Regions from separate parts of the Homo sapiens genome. Here region 1 is linked to region 2. A link is an interaction called in ENCODE POLR2A ChIA-PET data of the cell type or tissue named here. Cell type or tissue: OCI-LY7. All regions are shown on one strand. Links, peaks and the distances in the headings refer to the core of each region. The heading gives the core; the rest is flanking DNA.

Region 1 (11,285 bases), core at 3,127-8,126, 750 kb before region 2:
GGAGAAGGAAATAAAGGGTATTCAGTTAGGAAAAGAGGAAGTCAAATTGTCCCTGTTTGCAGATGACATGATTGTATATCTAGAAAACCCCATTGTCTCAGCCCAAAATCTCCTTAAGCTGATAAGCAACTTCAGCAAAGTCTCAGGATACAAAATCAATGTACAAAAATCACAAGCATTCTTACACACCAATAACAGACAAACAGAGAGCCAAATCATGAGTGAACTCCCATTCACAATTGCTTCAAAGAGAATTGTTGTTGTTTTGAGACGGAGACTTACTCTGTTGCCCAGTCTGGAGTGCAGTGATGTGATCTCCACTCACTACGAACTCAATCTCCTGGATTCAAGTGATTCTCCTGCCTCAGCCTCCTGAACAGCAGGGGTTACAGGCACATGCTACCATGCCTGGCTAATTTTTGTATTTTTAGTAGAGACGGAGTTTCACCATGTTGGCCAGGATGGTCTCGAACTCCTGACCTCAAGTGATCCACCCGCCTTGGCCTCCCAAAGTGCTGGGATTACAGGCGTGAGCCACCACGCCCGGCCTCATTATTGCTTTTATTTTTAATCAAAGTTATACATATATTTTAGAGAGTCACGTAGTTTTACAGACTTATTTAGAAAACAATCTTTAGGTATTATCTGGTGAATTCCAGCTGTCGAAAACTGTTTGGCTTTTTCATCAGCACCCACATTTTCCCAATAAGTTTGTAATTTCTTCTTTTTTTTTTTTAAATTTTTGAGATAGAGTCTCACTCTGTTGCCCAGGCTGAAATGCAATGGCGTGATCTGAGTTCACTGCAACCTCCACCTCCCAGGTTGAAGGAATTCTTCTGCCTCAGCCTTCTAAGCAACTGGGATTACAGGCATGCACTACCATGCTCAGCTAATTTTTTTATTTTAGTAGAGACGGGGTTTTGCCAATTGCCCAGGCTGGTCTTGAACTCCTGCCCTCAAGTGAGCCACCATGCCTGGTTTTCTTTTTATCTTTTTCTTTCTTTTTTTTTTTTTTTTTTTTTTTTGATGTAGGGTGTTTCGCTGTGTCACCAAGGCTGGAGTACAGTGATGGCTCACTGCAGCCTTAACTTCCCAAGCTCAAGTGATCCACCTGCCTCAGCCTCCCGAAGTGCTGGAATTAGAGGTGTGAGCCACTGCGCCCAGCTAGTAGTTCATTCTTTTTTATTTCCAAGTATTTCATTGAAACATGATATAATTTGCATATCCATTCTCCTGTTGATGGACATATAGGTTCTTTACAGCTTTTAGCTTTTATGAATAAAGTTGCTATGAATTTTTTTTTTTTTTTTTGAGACGGGAGTTTCACTCTTGTTGCCCAGGCTGGAGTGCAATGGCGTGATCTTGGCTCACTGCAACCTCTGCCTCCCGGGTTCAAGCGATTCTCCTGCCTCAACCTCCCTTGTAGCTGGGATTACAGGCATGCGCCACCATGCCTGGCTAATTTTTTTTATTTTGTGGAGACGGGGTTTCTCCATGTTGGTCAGGCTGGTCTCAAACTCCTGACCTCAGATGATCTGCCCACCTCGGCCTCCCAAAGTGCTGGGATTACAGGCCTGAGCACCGCGCCCAGCCGCTGTGAACATTCTTACACAGGTGTTTTTACAGACATACATTTTCATTTCTCCCTCTCTCTCTCTTTTTTTTTTTTTTAATGTAGAGACAGTCTCGCTTTGTTGCCCATGCCAGTTTTGAACTCCTGGCTTTGTGGAATCCTATTGCCTCACACTCCCAAAGTGCTGGGATTACAGGCATGAGCCACCACGCCCAGCCCCATTTTCATTTCTTTGGGGGTACATATGTTGGAGTGGAATGGTGTGTCTTAGAGTAGGTGTATGTTTAAACTTTGTAAGAAACTGCCAATTTTTTCAAAGTGATTGTATCAGTTTGCATTCCCACTAACTGAGGCAGACAGATTCTGAAGTGGCCCCCATGATAAATACCCCCTGGTATTTATGGCCTAGTAGTCCTGTGCCCTTGGGTGCAGGTGGGACCTGTGATTGACTCCTCACTGATAGAATATGGCAGAGGTGACAGGATGTGTATGGTCATGCATACCTGATTATTCCCAGTCAGATCGTAATGCTCATCTTGTGAGGAGACTCTCTCCCTTGCTGGCTTTGGTGCTGTGTTGTGAGCTGCCTATGGAGACGGCCCTGTGGCAGGGAGCTCAGGGCAGCTTCAAACCCACAGCCAGCAAGAGACTGTGGCCCTCAGTCCAGCAGCCCACAAGGAATTGAGTGTTGCCAACAACCATGTGTGTTTGGAAACAGATCCTATCCCACTCAGTTCTCAGATGAGACCATAGTCTCAGCCAGTACCTTGGTGGCACCTTATAGAGGACCCAGCTAAACTGTGCCTGGGCTTTTGACCTATAGAATCTGTGAGATAATAAACATGCATTAGTTTAAGCTGCTGCTAAGCTTTGCTAGTATTATTATGCTACAGTGGATAACTAATACGAGCAATATAGTTCCTGTTGCCCTGTATCTCCACCGACATTTAGTGCCTGTCTTTTAGATTTTAGCCATGTTAGTGGGCATGAAATGGAAACTCTGAGGCTTTAATTTGCATTTCCCTAATGACATTGAATACCTGCTAATTGGACATTTGGATACCTTCTTTTGCGAAGTATCTGTTCAAGTCTTTTTCTTATTTTAAAAATAGGTAGGTTGGGCATGGTGGTTTACACCTGTAATCCCGGCACTTTGGGGGCCAAGGTGGGTGGATCGCCTGAGCTCAGGAGTTTGAGACCACCCTGGCAACATGGTGAAACCTCGTCTCTACTAAGATACAAAAAATTAGCTGGGCATGGTGGTGGGCGCCTGTAGTCCCAGCTACTCAGGAGGCTGAGGCGCAAGAATCACTTGAGCTCGGGAGATGGAAGTTTCAGTGAGCCCAGATCATGCCACCACACTCCAGCTTGGGCTACAGAGTGAGATTCCGTCTCAAAAATAATAAAAATAATAAGAGTAAGAATAATCAATATGTTTGTCTTTTTATAATTTATTTGTAGAAGTTCTTTATATATGACGGGTTAAGTTCTTTATCAGATGTGTGTGTGTGTGTCTCTGCATGAATGTGTGTTGTATGTTTGTGTGTGTATCTGATAGAGTTTTCTTCTAGTCTGTGATGGGGAGGAACTTGCACATTCCTCTCACCTCATGCAGATTTCCAAACTGTTCACGTTTTACTGCATTTACTCTATTGTACTATTTCTCTCTCTAAATCAGTTTTTTCTGGGTCATTTGAGACCATGTTATGCACATGCTATCCTAGCACCCTTAAATATTTCAGTGTTTATTTTCCGCCAGTTAAGGGCACTCCCAAATAACCACTACATACTCCTTTAAGTCAGACAATTTGCAGTGATAAAACCCTATTGTCCAATCTATTGACCCCATTCACAGTTTGCTGCCCCAACTATATCTCATTTCTGTTTTGTCCCAGAATCCCAGGGAGGAGTGTGCATTGCACCTAGCTGTCAGCGTCTCTTCACACCCTCCAGTCTGGGATCATCCTTTGTCATCCCGGTTGTTCTTGTCCACAACCGTTAGATATCCTGTAGGGTGATTGGCAAGGCGGATCTTATAGTATTTCCTTATGACCAAATTCAGGTCATGATTTCTTGGCAAAAGTATCACAAAAATGATGCTGTAATAGTCTCAGCACATCACATCAAGGGGCACATTCTGTTAACCAGCCCTGTTACTGCTGTTGTTGGCCCTCATCACCTGCTCATGTTGGTGTCTTCCAGGTATCTCTGTTTTTCTTACTGTAATGCCATTGTTTTTCTTTTCTTTTCCTTTTCTTTTTTCCCTTTTCCCTTCCCTTTTCAATGGAGTCTCACTCTGTAGCCCAAGCTGGAATGCAGTGGCACAATCTCAGCTCACTGCAACCTCCGCCTCCAGGGCTCAAGCAGTTCTCCTGCCTCAGCCTCCAAAGTAGCTGGTACTACAGGTGCATGACACCACACCGGGCTAATAGTTATTGATTTATTTATTTATTTATTTTTGAGACAGAGTGTCGCTCTGTCGCCCAGGCTGCAGTGCATTGGCACAATCTCTGGTCACTACAAGCTCCGCCTCCCAGGTTCACTCCATTCTCCTGCCTCAGCCTCCCGAGTAGCTGGGACTACAGGCGCCCACCACCACACTCGGCTAATTTTTTTGTATTTTTAGTAGAGATGGGGTTTCACTGTGTTAGCCAGGATGTTCTCAATCTCCTGACCTCGTGATCCACCCTCCTCGGCCTCCCAAAGTGCTGGGAGTACAGGCATAAGCCACCGTGCCCAGCCTATCACTTTCTATATCATTTTCTTTTTTGGGGGGGTTTTGAGGGCAGGGTCTGGCTCTGTCTCCTAGGCTGGAGTACAGTCGCTCGATATCAGCTCACTGCAACCTCCGCCTCCTGGGCTCAAGTCATCCTCCCACCTCAGCCTCCCGAGTAGCTGGGACCACAGACATGTGCCACCATACCCAGCTAATTTTTGTATTTTTTGTAGAGTTGGGATTTTGCCATGTTATTCAGGCTGGTCTTGAACTCCTGAGCTCAAGTGGTCTACCCACCTTGGCCTCCCAAAATGCTGGGATTATAGGCATGAGCCACCATGCCTGGCCTATATCTGTTTTTGTTTTTTGAGATGGAATTTTGCTCTTGTTGCCCAGGCTGGAGTGCAATGGCGCAATCTCGGTTCACCACAACCTTGGCTTGCTGCAACCTCGGCTCACTGCAACCTCCGCCTCCTGGGTTCAAGCAGTTCTCCTCCCTCAGCCCCCTGAGTAGCTGGGATTACAGACATCCGCCAGCACACCCAGCTAATTTTGTATTTTTAGTAGAGACGTGGTCTCGCCATGTTGGTCAGGCTGGTCTCGAACTCCTGACCTCAGGTGATCTGCCCGCCTCGGCCTCCCAAAGTGCTGGGATTACAGGCGTGGGCCACCACGCCTGCCTTTTTCTTTATATATCTTAAAAACCATGTATTCAGACTGATCTCTTAAATTCCAATGTAACATTTTAGGGTTCTCTCCAGCCTAAGCCCTTTGCATGTTTGTAAGTACCTCTTCCAAGAGGTACTTGGAAGAAACCTGGCTTTCACTATTCTCAGTATATTTACTTATTTGCTCCTTGTAACTGGTCTTTCACCTACCCTGACCTTGCCTTCTGTCTACCACATCTGCACGTGCCCTCACACCCCTGCCTCAGCACCCTGCGTCCTTGAGCACTAGTAGGTGGAAGCAGGAAAACAGACGTGTAAACTTCATAACAGTGACTCATAAGACAATAGAGGTGGAAAGCGAGAAGCCGATTTACTCTGCAAAATCATAAGTAGTATTTGTTCCATTATCTACTGTTGTGTAAAAAAGTCTCTCCAAAAGTTATCACTTAAAATAAGGGAAGAACTATTTTGCATACAAACTGCACTTTGGGCAGAGTTCAGCAATAATACTCAATTCTCTCTGCGGCACTCAAGTGAGGTGGGCTGGTTCAAAGTTGGAGCATCCAGGGGCGGAGGCTAGAATCTTGTGCAGTCTCCCTCACCGTGTGATGTCTGGCAGCTGATGCCAGCTATTAGCTGGGACCTCCATGAGAACTGTGGCTGGAACACCTGTTATGGCCTTTCCACGTGGCTGCTTGGCTTCCTCACGGTACGGTGGCTGGGTTCCAAGGGCAGGCATCACACAAGCAAGAGCGAGCTGGCGGAAGCCTCAGTGCCTGTCCTCCTCCAGCGTGGAGAGTCACATGGCCTCATTTCTACTGCATTCTGCTGGTTAGAAGGAAGTCACTAAAGCCAGCCATATTCAGGGGGAGGGTAATTTGTTTCCACTTTTTCATGAGAGGACTGTTAAAGAATTTATAGATATGTTTTAAGACTGGCACAGAATTTAAAAATATACTATTTTCTGGAAGAATGGAAGATTCATTTGTACAGTTGCATTCGTTCAGTATTTTTAATTCATTTTTTTTAAAAGTTTTAAACACTTACATCTACTGGTATATAGGTATGCTTGCCCCATTTCCTTTTCTTTTCACTTTCTCTTTTTACAGAACCCTGCTGCAAGCTAACTCATGTATGCGTCCGTTCATGCTTTTGTTCATTCTTGTGTGATACAGAAATGTATATACACATACATACAGTGGGTTGGGAATCTTGTTTTTAAAAAATAGAATCACATTGAAACTAATTTTTGCATCCTGTTTTTCTGAACACCTTGGAGAAATCCCTATAAATCAAGAGGTTTCATTCTAATTTGTTCTTTTTAGATGCTGCACATACTCTGTTTTCTGATTTGGTTATTTGATCATGACGGGGTAGGAATAGAGAGGGACAGGCTTCAAAGAAAGGGTAGTCAGGAAAGAGAAAGAGGAGGAGTGCTAGGTATTCCTGGGGTCTTCAACCTGATGTGTCATCGAAGTGGGTGGGAAGTTGGGAAAATGGTGGTGGGGAGGTGTGTTGGTTGGTTTTAGCGGGGAAATGAGTATTTTTTTATATGCACTAAAATTACCTACCAGGCAGTTGAATACATAGGAGCAGGGAGTGAGTCCAAGGATAGGACTGGAGTTGATAGACAAAGCTATAAAGGGAGACGGTTACTGGGGGGAGAGCTCTGTCTCGCTTAGCATCACTTGCTGTTAGTGGTGGGCCCAGACAGTGACTGAAATATTTTCATTCCAGACCAGGGTCCAGTGTATTTATACTTGATGCATTAAGTTCTGATCTTTAAAAAGCTGCCAGTTTTTTAGAAGGAGAGTTTTTATTTTCATTTTATATGGTGTGGGCTGAAGGAATCTTTTGCTAAATATAACAATGTGAGTTTGCTAGTCTTTCTGAGGCATTGAAGGCATTTAAAATTTGAAACCAGAGCTACCTGATGGGAACATCCTTGATCTCTTCTCCAAGTCAAACCAACCTAGGCCACGTGTAATAATTAGTTCAATTGAATGGCTGAAGAAGGATTTATTTGCCCCTTTTATGTTACAGAGGAGATCCACAGTACAGCTAGAAAAGGGATGCAGAATGAACAGGACAGACACGTGATTCTGACCCTGATAACCACTCTGCATCCATCGGATTTACTATTATTATTATTATTATTATTATTTTATTTTTTATTTTGAGACGGGTCTCACTCTCTCACCCAGGCTGGAGGGCAGTGGTGCGATCTCGGCTCACTGCAACCTCCGCCTCCCAGGTTCAAGCGAGTCTCCTGTCTCAGCCTCCCAAGCAGCTGGGACTACAGGTGCATACCACCACGCCAGGCTAATTTTTCTGTTTTTAGTACAGAAGGGGTTTCACCATGTTGGCCAGGCTGGTCTGGGATTCCTGACCTCAAGTGATCTGTCTACCTTGGCCTCCTAAAATGCTGAGATTACAGGCCTGAATCACTGTGCCCAGCCAAGTTTACTATTATTATTAAAAATACTGGTGGCCTTGAAATCAGTGTAAAATAATAATGTCATCTTTTTAGGAATAAAAATACTGCTCTCCCCATGCCCCACTGGCTGTAGGAAAATTGAGGGAAATGGTTGTTATTTTCTCTTTGTAGGTTGGATTACTGAACCTCGGAGTGAGATGACCTGTGAGTTTTATTTATTTTTATTTATTTCATTTTATTTATTTTGGAGACAGATCTTACTCTGTGTCCCAGGCTGGAGTACAGTGGCACGATCTCAGCTCACTGCAACCTCCACCTCCCAGGTTCAAGCCATTCTCCTGCCTCAGCTTCCCGAGTAGCTGGGATTAAAGGCACGTGCCACCACGCCCAGCTAATTTTTGTATTTTTAGTAGAGAATGGGTTTTACCATGTTGGCCAGGCTGCTCTGGAACTCCTGACCTGAAGTGATCCATCTGCCTTGGCCTCTGAAAGTGCTGGGATTACAGGCATGAGCCACCAAGCCTGGCCAACCTGTGAGTTTTATATAAATGGCACAGTTGAAATGATAAACGTCCTTAAGATTTAATTTTGATTAGGGGAAGTGAGTGAAAGGTATTCCTCTTGTTGGTTTTCCCTGTATTCTGTTTGGTTTGGTCTTTTTTCAGATAAGTTCAACAGTGGGGTGTCAATTATATGTAAAGTACATGGAGAAAGCTGCAAGGATGTGGGTGGCTCAGGCCTGTCCTTAGAGAGCTCCCCATCTTGGTATCTACAGCTCACTGCAAGACAGAGCAGATTGAAATAAGTAACAACTAGAGTTACATGTGGGGTAATTTAGGAGAAAAGGGCATTAGTCCCTTTGGAATCTGGCATTTGACCTGGAATTTTTCTTTTCAGTTTTTTGTTTGGAATTTTTTTTTTTTTTTTTTTTTTTTTTTGAGGCGGAATCTGGGGCTGGAGTGCAGTGGCACAATCTCATCTCACTGCAGCCTCCACCTCCTGAGTTCAAGTGTTTCTCTTACCTCAGCCTCCCCAGTAGCTGGGATTACAGGTGTGCACCACCACGCCCAGCTGATTTTTGTATTTTTTTTAGTGGAGACGGGGTTTCACCATGTTGGCCAGGCTGGTCTCAAACTCTTGACTTCAAGTGATCCATCCGCTTCAGCCTCCCAAAGTGCTGGGATTACAGGCATGAGCCAGTGTGCCCAGCTGGAAAATTTTTTAAATATACAAAAATAGAGAAAGGTGTGTGATGAATCCCTGTGTACTCACCACCCTGCTTTATTATCAGCTCAGGGGCAGTGCTGTTTTATCTGTGCCCCCATCCCCTCCCCCCACTCCCACCCCCAGATTATCTTGAAGCAAATCCCAGTCATCATCACATTTCTTTTGTAATAATTTCAATATGTATCTTCAAAAGATAGGGACACTTTAAAAAATACATAACCACAATACCATTATCTCTCCTAAAATAATAGTAAGTCCTTAATTTTATCTGATTTGCAGTCACTTTAGTTGGAATTTACAAAGAGAAGATTTTAATAGATGGTGAATGGGAGGAAGGGAATTCAGATAGAGGGAATAACACATGGAAAATCAGGGACCGTGTGTAAGTGAAAGGTAATAAAAGTCTGATTTAGGGCTGTGGCATTGGGCGGAAAGGAAATTGCAAATGTCAGTCACGGCAGAGGTAAACTTAATGGAATTTTCCAGTTGAGGACAGCACGTGTGTCTTCCTTCTATTTCTGGTTAATAGTAGTCATTTTGAACCCTATAGAACAGGGTTGACAAACCATGGTTTGTAGCCCAAATCCTGTTCTCAGTCTGTGTTTGTAAATAAAGTTTTACTGGAATACAACCACACCCATTTGTTGATGTATTGTTGTGTATGGCTGCTTTCATGAACCCCACAATGGGCAGAGTCAAGCAGTTGCAGCAGAGACTCTATGAACTGTAAAACCCCAAATACTTACTACTATCTGGCCCTTTATAGAAAAAGTTTGCCAACCTCTGATCTAGAAGAAACTGGGCCCTGGATTTAGTGCTTGCTCTCAGAGGAGTTGAGTAGAGTATATGGATTAGAAACAGCCATGTCTTTGTGATATACAGGGGTATACAGGAGTCAGAAACAGTGGATTTTGTTTTGCTCTGTCTTTATCATTCATTTTATAGCCTGAGAAAGTAAGTCTAAGAATCTTTCTGCCTCTGTTTATTATTTGATTTTATATTGTGAACTAAGCTCTGTGAAATCAGAGGTTTTTGTCTTTTCCTCACTACTCTATTGGCAGGGCCTGGATCAGTGCCAGACATTTAGTAGGCATTCAGTAAGTAATTGTTGAATAAGTAAGCAAATATTTTAGTCTTTTTGCTTCTCTTCTGTATTACACACATTTGGAGTTTCTTGGGGGAACAAGGATGATATATTTGTAGGTGGCAATTATGTTACTATGTAAATCTGTTATAATTTTTCCCAAAAGTTCAGAAAATTGTTTCATTAGTACAATGGAGTATTAAGCAGCAGTTAAAACTAGTAATTATGGGCTGGGCACGGTGGCTCACTCCTGTAATCCCAACACTTTGGGAGGCCGAGGCGGGCAGATCACCTGAGGTAGGGAGTTTGAGATCAGCCTTACCAACATGGAGAAACCCCATCTCTACTAAAAATACAAAATTAGCCAGGCGAGGTGGTGCATGCCCATAATCCCAGCTACTCCAGAGGCTGAGGAGGGAAAATCGCTTGAACCGGGGAGGCAGAGGTTGCAGTGAGCTGAGACTGCGCCATTGCACTCCATCCTGGGCAACAAGAGTGAAACTCTGTTTCAAAACAAACAAACAAACTGGTAATTATGATAACTATAGAAATGAGGAGAAATGTTTATGGTAGGTCAAAATCGTAGGCACACTGCCTCCCTAAAATATGAATGAATATGGACAAAGACTGGAAGATAATGTGAAAATGAAATCATTTTAAGACAGTGGAATTTTTGGTGGTTTTTCTCTCCAAAATTTTCTTTAATACTATTGCTTACTCATCTTTTCAGAAATGATTTTAAATATGTATAAACTTTCCATGCCCTTCCCTGCACTATGTACAGAAATAGAATCTTTAATGTGGATCACAAATAACACAATAATCAGAAATTAGAGATGGTGTTGAATCTCAGCATTGGTAATGAGAATAGGCTTTATGGATAGATATTCCACTTTATCCTGAGATACACAGCTACAGTATACTTTCTGGGAGGAGTATGCCTATAAGCATCCTTGGCTGGAACCTGAATTGGGTTTACAAGCTTACATTTAGATAAAAGCCTTTTTATTTGAGATGAAACCCATACAGGCAGGGTAGAAAGGAGTGGCCTGGGTGAGAATGTCTAATGTTTGGGTTTTCTCAAAGCGTCATTCCTCCTTTCCTCTTATTCTGGCTAGCTTTTCCACAGTGTCATGTAAAGAGGCAGCATTTTCTAGAAGATGCAAGTCATTTGAAGTAGTCATTTGGTTTTCTTCTCATTTCACTTTCAGCCTGCCTTTAAAAATGTAGCTGAGGCCCACCGCTGTGGCTCACACCTGTAATCCCAGCACTTTGGGAGGCTGAGGCGGAAGGAGCACATGAGCCCAGGAGTTCAAGACCAACCTGGGCGACAGAGGGAGAACCTACAAAAAATGAAAAATAAAAAATACAAAAATGGCCGAGTGCAGTGGCTCACGCCTGTAATCGCAGCACTTTGGGAGGCTGAGGTGGGCAGATCACTTGAGGCCAGGAGTTCAAGACCAACCTGGCCAACATGGTGAAACCCCATTTCTACTAAAAATACAAAAATTAGCCGGGCGTGGTGACACGTACCTGTAATCCCAGCTACCTGGAAGGCTGAGACATGAGAATCACTTGAA
Region 2 (8,559 bases), core at 3,542-8,541:
CATTGTCTTTTTGCATCAGTACTTTGTATTGGGATATTAAAGAGATTTAACTTGGGTAACATGGCCTTGGGCCTTTGGGAATCGGTCTATTTGGGATCTTGTGTGAAGACTCTAGGCAGCTCTTGGGAGTGTGCCCACCACCTGTCCCAGCTACCTTGAACACTGACATCTGGGCGGTGCATCCAGGCGGGTAGTTCCCTGGAGTACAGGATGGGCTGGGAGCTCTGGTTGCTGGGAGCCTGTGGCTTCCTCCTTCCTGAACCATGCCCCAAAGTCCTAGTGTGGTTGGCTCTGAGACTGCAGGTACCAGGTGTGAGCCCAGCTCATCCTGGGGCCTGTGCCTTGGCTGACGGGTCAGGGAGTGGGAACCATGGCCCTGGCCCTGACCTCAGCGATGGAGCCTCCGACGTATCTCCTCTGAGGGGAAGATGACTGGCCTGAAGCCTCTGCCAGGACCTCCACAGTCTGCCAGTCTTGTTTTTCACAAGAGGAAATAGGTCCCTGAGTCACCATAAGTAGAGGCTTTTCTGGTTCTCTCCACCTCTGACCTCTGCCCCAGAGGAACCCAGAACACAGGCTGCAGCCCTGAGGGCAGCAGGGACTTTGCCAAGCAACACAGTGACTCCAGGGTCCTTCTCGGCACCTGCAAGTGTTCTGCCTGCTCTCCATCATTTTTGGAAGGGCTCTCGTTTCCCTGCCTGTGCTCTTTTAAAATTAGATTCCTGAAAGAGTATTAGCCCTGGATTACTTGAGGTCAGGAGTCCGAGACCAGCCTGACCAACATGGTGAAACCCGTCTCTACTAAAAATACAAAAAATTAGCCGGGCATAGGCGGGGCGTGGTGGCAGGAGGCTAAGGCAGGACAATCACTTGAACCTGGGAGGCACAGATTCCAGTGAGCCAAAATCACACTACTGTACTCCAGCCTGGGTGACAGAGCGAGACTCCATCTCCGGGGTGGGGGGCAGGGGGGGCGGGGGAGGGAAGAAAGCCCTTTAGGTCCCATTCCCCAATCAAGGAGGTTGTCCCAAGGTCCCTTCTCTGAGGCTGGCCACTGAGGGAAAAAGGATGTGCGGTCACTCCCCCACGATGCCTGCAGGCTGGCCATGACAACGACATCCACCCGGATGGAAGGGGCAGCATCGCAGTCATCTGCCTCCTGGGGTACATCTAGGACATGGCGGTCCAGAAAGGAAGAGGCTCAAGCCCACTGTGAGTTGCCCATCCCAGAGGTTGGACTGGCTCTGGGAGCACTGGGCAGAGGCCTGCTGGGTGCTTCCCATCCAGAGGCTGATTTCCTGCATCGGCCTCCCCACACCCACCCCTCCATCTCAGGAACTGCCCAGCCTCCTGCTCCCTTCACCATCCTCTCCCTACCTGTGGGCAGGTGGGCAGGAGGGCAGTGGTGCAGGCAGGGTTACTGTCCCCACTGCAGGAAAGGGAACTGAGCAGGAGTCTGGAGGGGTGGTCATGGGGAGTGGCAGGGTTAGAACCTGAGACCCTGGACCCGGTGCTCCCCCTCACCTCCCACCAACATTCTCACATCCAGAGCACACACAAGACTCCCGGATCACCATTCCCGAGGGTCTTACCCACTGCCCACAAGGTGGTACCTGCTTGCATTTACCTGCTAACTGAGGTGGGACGCTGGCCTTGGGTTTTAGAAAATAAAGCAGCGGGGTTGGGAGGCGAGTCTGCCAACGGCCTGGGTTTCATCTCTCTCTCTTACTACTTGTGAAGTCCTGGACAAATTATTTAATCTTCCTGTGACTTGATTTCTGTGTCCATAAGAGGATGAAGGTTAATTCCCTGTGTTAATAGGTGTTAAATACTTAGAACAGGCCCCACCCCTCAAGCAAGTTCAGTACTACTAGTCCTGTTTGGGGAGTATACACAGTAGGCACCCAATAGTGACTTAAAACAGGGCCACGATGGTCATTCTCACTACCCTCTGAGGAGAACGACACAACTGACCTGCCCACCCATGGGGAGCTTGAAAGGCAGCCCCCCACTGCTGAGTGGTGCAGGCTGGGGGCTGCACAGGATCCAGCATGGAGGGCAGGGGAAAGCCAGCTTTATTGAGTAAACTTCCCAGGACCTGGGACATCTTAGATCTCCCCTTCCCCCAGGAGATAGGACCCCTAAACCTCCCCTGGGTCCTAGGACCACCTGACCCACCACTTGTAGTCTCCAGTGAGGAGGGGACCCTTATTTGGCAAGAGATGAACATGTAAGCAGCTGTCCGCCGGAGGAAAGGACGATGGCTGAAAGGAATGAACCACCGCAGGCGGTGTCTCTCCTGTCCAGCTGTGGACAGGACCTCCACGGCCCGGCCTTCCTGGCCTCGGGCACTGGCTGGCCTGGGCCTGCCGTGGCAGCACAGCTTCTGTTGAAGGCTTGGGGATGGCCAGGCTGCCGGTCTGGGGCAAGATCACTCGATCTCCAGGATGAGGTCGTCACCTTCCAGTGTCATGTCCTTGGTCACATGAACCTTGCGGACAGTACCCTCCATGGGTGAGGTCACCACAGTCTCCATCTTCATGGCACTGAGCACACACAGGGGCTGGCCCTTGGCCACCTTGGCCCCTGCCACCACTTTGATGTCTATCACCTTCCCAGGCATGGGCGCCCCGATCTGGCCCTTCACGTCCTTTAGGGCCTTGGGGTGGAAGTGCATCTCCTGAAGACACAGGGCAGAGGGGACATGACATCCTGGGCCCAGCCAAGCCCCACCGCCTGGCTGGCCCTGGGGGAGACAATACCTTCATGGCCTGGGTGTCCTTGACCAAGATGGACCGCAGCTGCCCATTGAGCTCAAAGAAGACCTGCCTCTGGCCGGCCCGGTTCAGGTCGCTCACGGCCAGGGCTTTGATGTGCAGCGTCTTGCCCCGCTCCAGCTCCACCTGCAGGGAGGGTGTGCAGACTCAGAGCTGGACGCCAAGGTGGGAGAGCAGTCCCCCGGCCCTGGCCATAGGAAGTCCCCACACTGGGCCTTGGCTCCTCGTTCCTAAAGGCCTAGCTCCCGGTCTCAAGGGTCCTTTCTGCTCCCAAAGCTTGCGAGGCTGGGTGACAGCCAAGCTAAACTCCAGAGCTCTGGGGCAGGGGGCCAGGGTGGAGTGTGGAGAAGCGCCAGAGCCACTGACCTCAAACTCCTCTGCGATCTTGGGTCCCTGCAGGAAGAGGCGAGTATTCAGGCTATCCAGGGGGCCAAAGGTGGCAGTGAAGTCCTTGAAGTGGGCAAACACATCGGGGTACATAGCTGCTGAGAGCACATCTTCCGGCGTCACCTCCTCCCCATGCCGGTCTACCAGCTCCTTCTCCAGTGCCTGCAGATCCAGGGGAGGGAGGGAGGCTCCAGGCCGCCCCTCCACCCTTGGCAGGTCCTTCAGTACCTGGGGAGCAAAGCAGAGGATCAGTCCCAAGTCCTGCATCCAGCCCCCACCCTCACACCATGCTGGGCCTTCCCTACCTTAGAGCGAAAGGGTTCGGGGAACCCCCCATGGGGGACACCGATGTAGCCCTGCAGGAACTCCACCACGGAGCGGGGAAAGGACAGCTCTTCCGCCTGAGCTTCGGCCTCTGCCCGGCTCAATCCATTCTGCACCATAAACTGGGCCAGGTCCCCCACGATCTTGGAGGAGGGCGTCACCTGAGGAGAAGGCCCTGGAGGTTAGGGTGCCAGGCACCTCAAGGAGGCCAGTGGCAGGTGCATGCAGGGCTGGGTCAGGTAAGGAGCACCGGGCCGGGCTCACCTTGATGAGATCGCCCAGCATCTGGTTGGCCTCCACATAGGCCTTCTTGACCTCCTTGAACTTGGAGCCAAGCCCCATGCTGTGGGCCTGGAAGTGCAGGTTGGTGTACTGGCCCCCTGGGATCTCATTTTCATACACGTCCGAGTTGCCAGACTTCATGGTGGCCGTGCAGTCGAAGGCCGCGTACAGTCCCCGAGCCCCCTCCCAGTACTCACTGTAGTCAAACACGCGCTCCATGGGCACCTCTGCAGGGAGGCCAGAGTCAGAGGAGGCCTTAGAAATGTGTGACTCTTCCAGGACCCAGGGCTAGCTCAGGTCCCATGTCTGACTCAGGTGACAGAAGGCGGCAAGGCCAGAGCAGGGCATCTGGATCCTAGGCAGGTCCAACACTACTGGGACTGGTGGTGGCTGCGGCTTTGAGAGGGGTGTGGCCACGGGCTGCTGTTCTTCCTACCTGTGTCCAGGGGAGTCCCTCTGGTACAGGCCACCAGGGCCCCCATGCTGGGCTGTGAAGTCATCCCAGACATGGAATCAGCTGCCACATCCACCACATCAGCTCCAGCCTGGGCACAGGCCAGCATGGCTGCCACGCCTGCCCCTGACGTGTCGTGGGTGTGGATGTGCAGTGGGAGGTCGGGGAAGCGGTCCCGGAGGGAGCTGACCAGCATGGTGCAGGCCGTGGGCTTCAGCAGCCCGGCCATGTCCTGGGGGAAGTGGGAGAGAGAGAGAGAGAGATGGTAGAGAGGGCAGGATGTGTGCCTGTGGGTGGCGGGGACATGGCCGGGGCAGAGAGGGAGGGACGGACAAGTGGCCCAGGCACCTTGATGCACAGGATGTGGGTGCCAGCTCGCACCAGCTCTTCGGCCAAGCCCATGTAGTACTGCAGTGAGTACTTGGTGCGGCTGGGGTCGGCCACGTCGCCCGTGTATGAGATGGCAGCCTCCACCACGCCTCCGGCACTTCCTGCCGCCTCCATGCCCAGCAGCATGTTGGGCAAGTAGTTGAGGGAGTCAAACACACGGAAGACATCCATGCCATTCTCTTTGGCCACTTCACAGAACCTGCAAGGGTGAGAGAGCCCAGGGCTGAGCCCCACCCCACCTCCCTCTGAACAGTCTTCCCTGGCTCCTTCCTGACCCACTCTATGGCCCCTGGGGAATGAGATCTGAGGGTCTCGCCTGGCAGGGGGTGTGGCATCCACAGGCGGGGGGTGGCCACACAAGTGTGGACCAGGCCCTGGAGGATCAGCTAGGCCAGTGGCAGGCTGTGGAAGAGGGTACTGAGCAAGGAGTCTTGAGGCCTGGGTTCCAATCCCAGCCCTGCACCGAGTGACCCAGGCAAGTCTCAGACCTTCCACTGCCCCAGGAGTGAGGGAGTGATTTAGAAGCCTGTCTGGTTCTGCAACTCCAATTTTACACTTCTCGATATTTCCAAACAGCAGCCCCTGCTGCGTGTGGCCACAGAGAGACTTGGTGTCAGGCTGACCGTGGAGAACAGAGGCCATCACGACATGGCTCGGTACCCTCTGGGCCACACCAGGTAGCGTCTGCCCACCCCACCCCAGGCTCACTTGAAGACCACGTTGTCTGGGTAGTTGGTGTAGCCCACAGCATTGGCCCCCCGCAGCAGCATCTGGAAAGGGATGTTGGGGATGAGCTCCCGGAGCTCCTGCAGCCGCCGCCAGGGGCACTCATACAGGAAGCGCATGGCGACGTCAAACGTGGCTCCTGCACAGGAACCGAGAGGCCCAGATCAGCTCTGCATGCCTGGGGAACTCCACCAGGCCTTGGAGCTAGCTCTGCAGCACAAGCCTCTGGCCCCAATACCAGGTCCTGCTCATCTTCGCCATACCTGTGTTCCCTGCTCCAACCCCCACAGATTTTTCCCTTGTCTGATCTCTAAGGGGGAGACCAGGCTCATTTGTGTCCCTTCTATGCCCCCTTTATAATCCCATCTTCTCCTCTACCTCTCTGTGCTATAATTAACAGGCAGGTGTCTCCTCCTGACCCTGGACCTCCCAGGATGCACCTGGTCTCAGCTCTGCAACCTCGTGCCGGCACCAGGCCTGGCCGGAGAGGGCGCTGTGCCTTCTTCGGTCCTTCCTCTTTGGTGTTCTTCGTGTCAGCGTCTCTAGCTTGTCCCCAGTGGCCTAAGCCTGTGGGACTGGCCACAGAGCGGGCGCCCATTCCTACCAGGCGCTGCGCAGCATGCCAGCCTACCTCCCCAGTTCTCCATGCTGAAGAGCTTGCTGAAGTTGTGGGCAACATAGGGGGCGATCTTTTTGAGATCGTGGGTGCGCACACGAGTGGCCAGCAGTGACTGGTGGGCGTCCCTGAAGGTCGTGTCCATCAGCAGCAGCCCCGGGTGGTTCCGCACAGCTCGAGCAAAGCCCTCAGGCCCCTCTCGCAGCAGGATGTCTCTGAAACCAGCCGGGGGCGGGCCTAGGGTAGACAGGGGCATTGGTGCCCATCCTGCAGGTGGCAACCTCCTGTCTCCCCCATGAGTTGACAGAATGGATCTCACCTACCTATGGGCACTGCAGGGACAACGGGGTCCGTGGGGCTGGGGCTGGCCTTGACGGGAATCGGGGTGGTTGGACCGTTTACCATGACATGGCCTGGGGAGAAAGCGGGCAGTGGGTCAGGGTGGGCTGGGCAGAGGCTGAGTCGAGGGCAGCAGTGAGAGTGGCTGGGCTCAGGGACAGGGACACATCCCTCCAGGATCCCCGGGCTTCCAGCTGGCCCCTGTCCTCTCCAAAGCCAGGGCCTCCTGGGTACAGGCAGTGGGGACGTCTTGAGGACCACGTGGATGGAAAGGTGGGGTCTCTCAGATCAGAAGCAAGGAGAGCAGTGAATGGCAGGGTGCAGGACAAGAGGACGCAGGGCCAGAATGAGGGCAGGGGTGAGGGGCAGGGGGCACTAAGGAGTTCTTTGGTCATGGGGAGTGGCAAGGAGGTAGGAGCAAGAGATTGGAGAGCGGAGGGGAGGGGAGGGCAGGGCAGGGCAGTCTCGGGCCAGACCGAGGTAGTGCAACAGCTTTTGGGCCCGGTTCTGTGCAGGCCGCAGCTGGAACAGCTCTGGGTTCTCGTCGATGAACTGGGTGTCCACAGTGCCTGCCAGGAACTGCTGGTTGTTGAGCACATTCTGCAGGAAGGCGATGTTGGTCTGCAGGACAGAGGCGGGTGGGAGGGGGTCACCATGCAGCACAGACAGGGAAGGCAGAGGAGAAAAGGCTGAAAGAGAAAAGGCTGAAGATGCTGCCCTGGGCCAGCACAGCTTCTGGGCCTCCCTGCAGAGGGGCACTTCCCCGTCCCTCAGCCCTCTCCTCACTCCAGCAGAGCCCCCTAAGCTGTCACGGGCTGGGCCTGCTCCCTCCATACTTGTTTACACCAAAGCATGTGCTGAAGGCCACCCTTCCTGCCTCCCCGCAGCCTAGAACAGGGCTCAGCCTTTTTCTCCAGCAGCGTGGCCCACAGCAGTCACCCTTGCCCCTCGTCCACGCTTCTCGAAAGAGGGCCTTGACCGCAACAGACCACACTCTGGCACTCTAAGTCACTCCTCCCAGCTGAGTCCAGCGGGCATGCTCCCGCCTTGCTGCTCGTTCCCTGGGCTTCCAAGCCATCTTGCTCTCCTGTCCTCTTCCTCCCCAGCTCCTCACACACCACATGCTCCCCAGGAGGCCCCGTCCCGGGGCTGTGGCGCCAGTGACAGGCTCTGCCTCCAGGGCAAGACCCAGAGGTGCAACTGCCTCCCGGGCCTTTCCTTGTTCACCCCTCGCATAAGTTCAGCAAGTCCACGGCCAGCTTCCTGCCTATGCACCCAGTCCTCCTGTGCCCAGTGGGTGCCCCACTGTCCCCCCAGTTACCAAAACCTGCATCCCATCACCCTCATCACCCACTCCTCCCATGCCACTGGTCAAGCCAGAGGATTCGACCACGGCCATTTTGGGACCTTGTGACCTCTTCTCCATCTCCAGGCCACACCCTCCACCGCCTTCCTCATTGTGGCCACCTCCAGCCACATCAAACTTGCCTTGCGCTCCACACCTTTGCACCTGCCTGGGAAGCTCTCCCTGAACTTCTCAAGGGCCTTCGCCCTGTCCTCACACCCTCGGCAGAGCTGACACTCACCTTTCCAGCAGTCCCCTGAGGAACCCGCTGTGGGCAAGCACACCCATCGGCTTCATCCTCTGCTTGTCTGCCTGGGAACCCTTGGGGGCAGGGTGCTGCCTGAGGCATGTGTCAGTGCACTTTGTGCACAGGGGCCCTCGGTTCCACTCATTAAATGCCTGGGTGACAACATGAGGCTGGGCCAGGGTGAGTATGACTTAAACGGGGACATGCGAGCCAGCACTGTGACAGGTGCTCCAAGACCTGTGAAAGCATGGCCTGTGGCTGTGTAGCGACAGCCCTGGCTTCCACCGCGAAGAAAACACCTCCACGCGTCACTTATTCATGATCCCTGTCGGCACCTTCAACAGGGACTCAAGGCCACCCAGACTCCTCTGAGCTCTCCGTCTCTTAGGCTCCTATTACCTGGAGGCCTGGACAGGAAGGGTGCCTCCCCCACCAGCCTGTCAGGTGCTCACCACAGAGTGGGACCCCGCCAGCAGTGCTGTGCCTGTCTGCCCCTGAGCCTCGCCCCTGCCTCTCCTGAAGAGATGCTGACATTTCAGCTGGGCCAAGGCATGGCACTGGAGAAGGGAGGCAGCTAATGAAACCATCCAAAGAGCCCCGAGCGCGCAGAGTGAGAAGGACCCTTGGAGGCCTTCGCCCTGTCCTCACACCCTCGGCAGAGCTGATGCTCAC

What was found. ChIA-PET counts read pairs that join two places held together with the same protein. Peaks named below come from ENCODE experiments on the same cell type or tissue, not always from the same donor. Only the 100,000 strongest peaks of a DNase experiment are listed, where the experiment ranks them.
Region 1: POLR2A ChIA-PET joins it to region 2 with 8 read pairs; 1 of 35 experiments calls an interaction of 5 or more read pairs at or near these places.

What each region holds. Positions count from the first base shown.
Region 1 is chr11:66,095,209-66,106,493 of GRCh38, forward strand. The region is part of intron 1 of PACS1 (phosphofurin acidic cluster sorting protein 1); the gene reads left to right. Among named protein-coding and RNA genes, the nearest start is that of PACS1, 31 kb to the left of the region's middle. RefSeq lists enhancers at 4,306-5,215, 5,126-5,195, 5,216-6,123, 5,296-5,395 and a silencer at 5,766-5,845. In OCI-LY7, for the core only: no CTCF peak of the experiment used is centred there; DNase peaks (open chromatin) are centred at 5,723 and 6,063; H3K4me3 peaks cover 1,840 bases; H3K27ac peaks cover 2,050 bases.
Region 2 is chr11:66,846,468-66,855,026 of GRCh38, forward strand. It overlaps PC (pyruvate carboxylase), which reads right to left. Exons shown (of 23, transcript NM_001040716.2): 13 at 6,772-6,916; 14 at 6,280-6,369; 15 at 5,972-6,193; 16 at 5,323-5,479; 17 at 4,573-4,813; 18 at 4,207-4,456; 19 at 3,753-3,997; 20 at 3,470-3,649; 21 at 3,144-3,392; 22 at 2,763-2,903; 23 at 1,953-2,680. The coding sequence ends at 2,432. RCE1 (Ras converting CAAX endopeptidase 1) reads left to right here. Exons shown (of 8, transcript NM_005133.3): 8 at 1-85. Among named protein-coding and RNA genes, the nearest start is that of LRFN4, 6.3 kb to the right of the region's middle. RefSeq lists enhancers at 3,777-4,356, 4,357-4,935. In OCI-LY7, for the core only: CTCF peaks have their summits at 5,820 and 6,020; DNase peaks (open chromatin) are centred at 5,464 and 5,804; H3K27ac peaks cover 359 bases.